2 separate regions of the Homo sapiens genome follow, and region 2 is linked to region 1. Evidence: chromatin loops called from intact Hi-C (ENCODE). Cell type or tissue: natural killer cell. All regions are shown on one strand.

What was found. Peaks named below come from ENCODE experiments on the same cell type or tissue, not always from the same donor. Only the 100,000 strongest peaks of a DNase experiment are listed, where the experiment ranks them.
Region 2: it touches region 1 in a loop (4-fold over the local background); 2 of 110 quality-filtered maps call a loop at or near these places.

What each region holds. Positions count from the first base shown.
Region 1 is chr3:28,087,526-28,091,525 of GRCh38, reverse strand. LOC105377008 (a long non-coding RNA gene) reads left to right here. Exons shown (of 3, transcript XR_940674.3): 3 at 164-2,309. Among named protein-coding and RNA genes, the nearest start is that of LINC01967, 61 kb to the right of the region's middle. In natural killer cell, no CTCF peak of the experiment used is centred here; a DNase peak (open chromatin) is centred at 1,755; H3K27ac peaks cover 1,316 bases.
Region 2 is chr3:27,904,213-27,908,212 of GRCh38, reverse strand. No RefSeq gene overlaps it. Among named protein-coding and RNA genes, the nearest start is that of LINC01981, 72 kb to the right of the region's middle. In natural killer cell, no CTCF peak of the experiment used is centred here; a DNase peak (open chromatin) is centred at 2,352.

The DNA of each region.
Region 1 (4,000 bases):
ATTCATTTTTCTATTCCTAGTGTTTTAGCACAGTAACTAGCATATAGATCATAATTACATCTATTAAATGAACAAATTACAGGAAAAAAAACCCGGATGGAATATGGTAGCAAAAAAGCTGGGTACTCCCAATAACTTGACATTTTTTATTCTTTTCCTGCAGGTATCAATGGTGAGCAGAAGAGGAGCAGGGAATGATGAAAGACCACACATTCTCCAAAAGTCACTAAGCACTGTCTGCAGATGGAACATTCATATTTTCACATAGTATAAGTCATATGATCTTTGATCCTCCATGTATTGCTATCCAGCCATTTACTTTAGAATGTCAGCCTTTATACTGATATCACACACATGTTGTAAAATGTAGTGAAGATAAACGGGTGAAGTTAAACTTACAATGCTTTTGCTGTTATCCATAAAAATGCAATAGGTATTGCATAGAATTAGTTACAAGCACAAAACTGTGATACCCTATATGCCCCTGTTACAAGAAAGTTGTCATTTTACATTATGGGTATTTATTCGATATTTTCATAGTTTAATTACTAACAAAGCATTAATAATGCCAGATTGTGCTGACAAACATTGCAGTCTCTGAATAGGAGAAAGAATATATTCTTTGCACCATTATACAATGATTTAGAACTTTAATAGTGTGCTGGGGAAAAAACATGTATCTGTAACCTGAAATAGTTGTTTTACCTCCCTGAGTACAAAATATGTCACACATTCTCTCCTAAATGTATTCTCTATTTTTACCAGTCATTTTGTTGCTAAAATGTAAGATATGGGGATGGGATGTGGGTGATTGTCTCCGTCCTTTTGGGCTTCTATAACTAAAATACCTTAGACTGGGTAATTTATAAACAACAGGAATTTATTTCTCACAGTTCTGGGGGCTGGAAAGTCCAAGATCAAGGCTGTGGTGGGGTTTGGCTGGCGAGGGCTCCATCCTTCTTGCTATATCTTCACATGGTGGAAGGAGCAAACAAACTCCCCCAGCCCTCTTTTACAAGGGCACTAATATTATTTGTGAGGGCTCCACTCTCATGACTTAATCACCTCCCCAAAGACCCTACTTCTTAATACTAACACATTGGGGATTAATCTTCAACATATGAATTTTGGAGGAACACAAACATTCAGACCATAGCAATGTTTATTGGGGTGAATGCTCATTTAACTTTTCCCAGAACAATCCCTGTTAAGTCTGCTAACCTCCTGTAGTTAATGATAAAATTTCCTTCATTTTCCGAAGTGTTCTTGTTTGGATTATAAATTATGTAATTACCCTAATGACAATTAACTAGACATTTTTTTTCTTACTGTATAGCACCAGTATGGGCAATTGCAGTGGCTTTCAAACTTGACTACAACTCAGGGAGAAATACATTTTTCATCATAACGTAGTACACACACACACACACACACACACACACACACACGCACACACACACACACATACACTAGATAAAGCAAAAGCTTTAGGAAATGGTACTTGGATATTTTCAAATATATTTTAGTCTGTTTTTTAATTAAAAATCTCTAGTCATGATACATTAAATTGACTTATTGACCCACAGCTTGAAAAAACACCAATATTTTGGATGTGTTTTAAGGTCATAGAACACGCCTTCTGATTTTTTTCCTTCCCTAGGTAATCCTATGCAAGTTGCCAATCTTCTCTAAACAACACTCTTCTTCATCTATAAAGTAAATATTAATACCTACCTGAAGGTGGCAGAGAGAGTTAACTGAGATAATTTGGTTAATGAGCCTGAAATCTAGTCAACACTTACTAAAGGTAATTTCTTCTCCTCTCTTCCGCTTCTAAACCAACAGGACACAGCTGAAGTTCACAGGTTTGTAAAAGTGAAAAAATATTTTTCTTAACCCCCTGACCTCTAAAGTTTGGTCAGAGTGTTTAGCCACTGATAAAACATCTTTAAGCACTGTTACTTCTATGTTCAACTAAAAGAGTCACTTTTCAGTAATTTCCGGTCAAGCCCATCACAATAGCACTTGCAGCTTCTCAAAAGAAAAGAAAGAAAGAGAGAGAAAGAAAGGAAGAAAGAGAATTGAAGGAGGAAAGAAGGAAAAAAATCATGATGAAGATTTTAAAACATGTCTTATTGAGGGATGGGATGGTGAGGAAGTTGATTATAGTGATGGATGTGACAGACAGGGCCCGTACTTCTGTTTCTGTTCTCAAACTAACAGTTTTCACACATAACCGTTTTCACACATAACACATTAGTAGAATTTCTTTTGAATATTTGCCTTGGAAATAAAACAATAATAATATAGCATTTATTATATTTATTATATATAGAGTGTGTGTGTGTGTGTGTCTGTGTGTGTGTGTATCCCACATGTCCACATGAGAAATAATGAAAGAAGATGGAGCCCAAGTAAGAGAGTCCTGATGCCCCATAATGCAGAGAGACAAAGAAGTGATGAAATCAAGTACTCTACCTCTGGGCCGCCAGAATCCAGGCCTGGTTCCAGAGTCCTCTGGTTTTCACCGTGTTGGGGTGGGGCCTCCCCGGGTGCACAGCTTTTCTGCACTGGTTGGCATCTACTGAACCTTAGGTGATCACAGCAGTGGTAAAGACAAGCCAGCTTCCGTCTTTCCATAGTTTGTTCCCCTGTACTTCAGGAGGGAGGGGAGCCCCTCTATGGAATGCAATACACACTAGGCATCCTATCACTATGTAAGAACTCATCTTGCTCCCTCATTTCACATTACATCTTTGACTGTCTTGCTCAGTTGTTTCACCTTGGCTAGTTTTTACTCTTTGGCGAGTACTCTCACAACTCTCTTGTAGGCAGGAGCCCATTTTCTTTTTCTGAGTACTCTGGACTCCTTGCATGGTGCTTCCTGGGCAAGGGGTGCTCAACAAATTGTGCTGATAATTAAGTCATTCACTCAAAATATATTTATTAAGCACCTAGTGACCAAGACAGAAAAAAGTTACTATTGACCTTCAAATCACCAAATCTAATGATCATTCCTTACTGCTCATCTTCCTCCACCATTGCTACCTTAGAGGCCTCCCGTGCCTGCCTCCATTTCCCAGACTTACTGCTTGATTCTCCCTGGCAAGCTTTCCCTTCACCATTTTTTTTTCAGCACTTGTAAGGAACTGAATCTGTCCCCAATAGTACACAGTTTGAGTTAGAGCCAGGACTAGAACTCAGGCCTGCATATAATCAAAGATCAGAAAACGGCCAAATCTTGGTGTTTCTATTCACAGGGAGGAAACCCAGATGGGCCTACTCACAATACATGCTTCCAAATGAAAGAACGTTTTTCCCCCTAAGGACATTGTTAGGACACTGTCTAGCTAGAAGATATTCAGAGAAAATTCACTCCTTTACCTGCCCTAGGGAAATGGGAAAATTCAATGTTTGAGCCATTTACCCAAAAGAGTAATCCATGCTGGAAATTTTGCTGAAAGTATTCTTTTAAAAGGCCCTTCTGTCTTTATTATGACGATAAGACTGCTGAGTCTGCCCAAGCATATGAGGTTGCAAAGAATATTTCTTTTTATTCAGACCTTGTATTCTCTACATGATGAAAGGATTCTTGGCACATAGTTGGCAATTACTATCTAGGTTTTCTGCATAACATAGGTTTTTTAAACTAAGCTTTTAACTCAATAGACATCAGGCTCCAATGAAAATACATGTGGCCTAACACGAGCAGAAATAAACACAATTCTAATCAACTTAACTGTTGACAAAAGCATGTGGTTTCATTGCTTGCGGCCAAAGTTGTAAGAGTGGACTCTGATTTCTTGCAGGAACACCCCTCATTTATGTGTGCAAATAGGGTAATTAAGTGTCCAATTACCAGATTTGCATTGGCAAATGGGGGCTTTGTGTGGGTAAAATTCTCCATGGTTTGGGACCAGCTGAAACTTAGGTCTTTTCTTTTTGGATCAATCCCCCAACAATAACACGGGCATGATGAAGTTCCCTTCTTGTCCTGATC
Region 2 (4,000 bases), 180 kb after region 1:
CCCTCTTCTCACTCTCCAAGTGCCCCTCACACTCGTTCTTGCTCCTGGCGTCCTCCCCTGTCCAACTCCTCATGGGAACAGAGAGGAGGGTGAAGACTTAAGGGGACAGGAATGCTTTGACTCACCTGCGATTCGCATAGCTTTGTGTTCTCCAGGCCTCACTGGAATTCAAAACCAACCTTTTCCCTCAAGAACCACTTTGTGTGCCTGCTTTGGAAACTTCTCAATATTGGGAATATTTTTAGGTTCAATTCTGGGCAAGGACCTACAAATATAAATGTAAGAAGTACCTCAGACAAGCAGGACAAATTAAATGTAATAAGAAAGCACCTTTATTTTATTTTTATTTATGTATTTATTTATTTGAGACAGGGTTTCTCTACTGTCACCCAGCCTGGAGTGTAGTGGTGCGCTCTTGGCTCACTACAACCTCTACCTCCCAGTTTTGAGCGATTCTTCTGCCTCAGCCTCCCGAATAGCTGAGAGTACAGGCACCTGCCACCATGCCCGGCTAATTTTTGTATTTTTAGTAGAGACAGGGTTTCACCATGTTGGCCAGGCTGGTCTCGGAACTCCTGACCTCAGGTGATCTGCCCACCTCAGCCTCCTAAAGTGCTAGGATTACAGGTGTGAGCCACTGTGACCAGCCTCATTTTTATTTTTGTCTCTTGCTGTCCCTTTAAAATTTATTCTGGGGAGGACATTCTTTCCCAGTGACTAGATAAAAACTGACTGAATATTGTGCCTTTTCTGGTCACACAATTAATAGAAAATTCTGCAGTTACCTTATATTACAACCTCATTTCAATAATTAAAATAATTAAAAATTATTAAGTAATTTTAATAATTTAATAATTTTAAAAATAATTAAAAATAATTTTAATAATTTAATAATTTTAAAAATAATTTAAAATAGTTAGAATTATCTAATCCCTTTAACAAAACTCCAAATTTAACTTAGTCTTCTTTGCTCACTCTTCCTTGCTTTACTAATCTCAGTGTCTGACTCTTCCAAAGCTGGAGTCTGGGGAGAAAAGAAATGAAAGGTGAGCAGAAATAATTTTGCTTGACTGATATGAACATAAAATGGTTAGACATTTAAAGAAAACTTGCTCCTAGGCAAATTCACAGCTTCTTTGTAGTTTCCCCTGCTGATCCCCTCTAATTGACTCTACTTGGTCCAGGGTCAGGATTTGGCATACTATTGCAGGCCGACCAAATCCCACCTAGTGCCTGTTTTTATAAATAAAGTTTCATTGGAACATAGCCATGCCCATCCTCTGACATACTGTCTATGCTTGCTTTTGTGTGACGATGACTGAGCTGAATAATTGCAACAGAGACTCTGTGGCCTACAGAGATTAAAATATTTATTCTCTGAGCCTTTACAGAAAAAATTTTTAACCCTTGCCCTAGGCTGTACTTTTCCTTTGACTGACTACTCCTGAAACCCCCTCAGTCAGGTTTGTAAACTATTGGGGTCCCCTTCCCTAACAGGTCATCCTCTAGGAAATAATCGCTTTAAAAATGACTCCAGGTCCCATTCCTCCCATGAATTCCTCATCTAGTCTCTGAAATTCACACTCCTTAACTGCCATCAGGGAGAATGCAATTTTTCCCCACTGTACCCTAAACCCTCTTGCCTCAAGCTGTGTTAGAACTCCCAGGTAAATTGTTCCACCGTGGCCCCAGCTGCTAGGATAGATATGAAGCACTTTGAGTGATCCAGTGACAGCCCCTCTCTCTAGCTCAGGATCAGAAGATAGCACAGCACACTCTTCCACTTTGGGGAAAGGTGGTTGGAACTCCATAGCTATTTCCAATAAAAATCCTTCTATACAATCCATCCAATTTCCCACAAGTAGTTCCTTTCATATATTTAATCTGAATGAGACATTGTTGTGGGTTGGATTCCCTAGAAGCAGAGTCTGAGATATAAATTCCTACTAGGGTTGCCAGATAAGATATAATATCCCAATTAAACTGGAATTTCTGATTAAACACTGAAGGATTTAGTATGAGTATGTCCCTAATATTGCATAGGACACATTTATATTAAAATATTATTTTTTATGTATCTGAAATTCAAATTTAAATGAGTGTCTTGCATGTGTTTATTTGTTTTTCTTTAATCTGCAACTCTAATTCTCATTTAAGTGATTGACTGAAGGAGCACACTCAGGTGAAAGGGAACGGGGGAAGCAAAATGGGGCAGAAGGAAGAAGCTAAGCAAAGATGTGGTCTCAGCTGGGGACAGGCCTCAATCAGATGCCATGGGGAGCTGTGGAATATGAACTGTACCACATAGTGTGTCTCACCTTGAGGCAAGCGGTCTGCCTTTGACACCTCCATATGAGTTAACTGTGGTCTGTGGGTTGCCTCCTAGATGAGGCAGTTTGCATTAGTTCCCATTGGTCCCCAGCTGAGGGCAATTCTCTAGATAAAAAAGCAGCTGTGAGCCAGTCAGAGTCAATACTCATAGCAGCTGGGAGAGGAATGCCATAGCCCAGTAAAGGGGACCTTGGTAGGGCATGCATCCCAGCTCTGTCTCTGATTTTTTTTTTTTTTTTGAGACAGAGTCTTGCCATGTCACCTAGCCTGGAGTGCAGTGGCATGACCTCAGCTCACTGCAACCTCCACCTCCCAGGTTCAAGCAATTCTCCTGCCTCAGCCTCCCAAGTATCTGGGATTACAGGCGCCCATCACCACGCCCTGCGAATTTTTGTATTTTAGTGCAGGTTTTCACCATGTTGGCCAGGCTGGTCTCAACTCCTGACCTCAGGTGATCCACCAGGCTCTGCCTCCCAAAGTGCTGGGATTACAGGCGTGAGCCACTGCGCCCGGACTCTATCTGATTATTGACTACTTTAAGCCTCCTGTCTGATAGTCTGTGATAATCATCTGTATCCTTCCATTTGATCCAACACTTCCTATTTCACATTCTATTATATCTATTTTATGCAATGGGTATTATGTTAACTTATAACTAGGGATTCATAGCTGTAGAAAAAATTGGGAAAAACAATAGTCTGGGTGGTAGATAACCTGCATTCATATTTACTAGCTATGAGCTTGTACAAATAGACTAGCTTCTCAATCTCAGTTACTCATCTATAAAATGGATTTTTTAAAAAACCTCTCTCAAATGGTTATTGTACATTATTCATGGAGATTGGTTCTAAGACCCCCGCAGATACCAAAATCCATGGATGCTCAATTTCCTGATATAAAATAATGTAGTGTTTGCATATAACCTACGGACATCCTCCCACATACTTTAAATCATCTCTAGATTACTTATAATGCCTAATACAATGTAAATTCTATGTAAATAGTTGTTATAGTGTATTGCTTAGAGAATATTGACAAGAAAAAAAGTCTGTACATAGTTCAGTACAGCTACAACCATCCATTTTTAAAAAAATATTTTCCATTTGCCATTGATTGAATCCACAGATGCAGAACCTATGGATACAGAGAGCAGAGTATTTCACCTGGGGCTCCTGTTGGCAGTGTCAAAATATGATTTTTCTTTTCCTTTACATGGAGGGGTCTACTCACTGCACTTCTCCTTTATCTCTGGGCTTAGCCTTTTTTTTGATACCTGGTGATTTGTTTAGGTCATTATAGGAGAGGGCAAATATTGGGCTTCAAGCCCACCTTGTAGAGCAGCCCAATCAGTGTGATGTGTTTGAGGTTAGTTGTTGCCAGGAATGACAAAGTTTGTTATCTTACATTTGGGCATATTATTCAAGTCAAGTGGGACTAGACATTTGATCATGCTTTTAAGAAAATTTTCAGTTTCCTCCCAGTGAACTCCTAGAGAAGATCTCAGAGTAGTTTTTATCTGGACAACTAAATTATCTGCATATCACACATATGTTAAAGGATGTCTGTCATTGAAACTATATGGATAACACTCAAAGAGTTCTGACTTGAGATTCTAATTCAGGCTTCCCCCACCTCCCCACCCACCTTTACTTCCAGACATGAGCAAGTC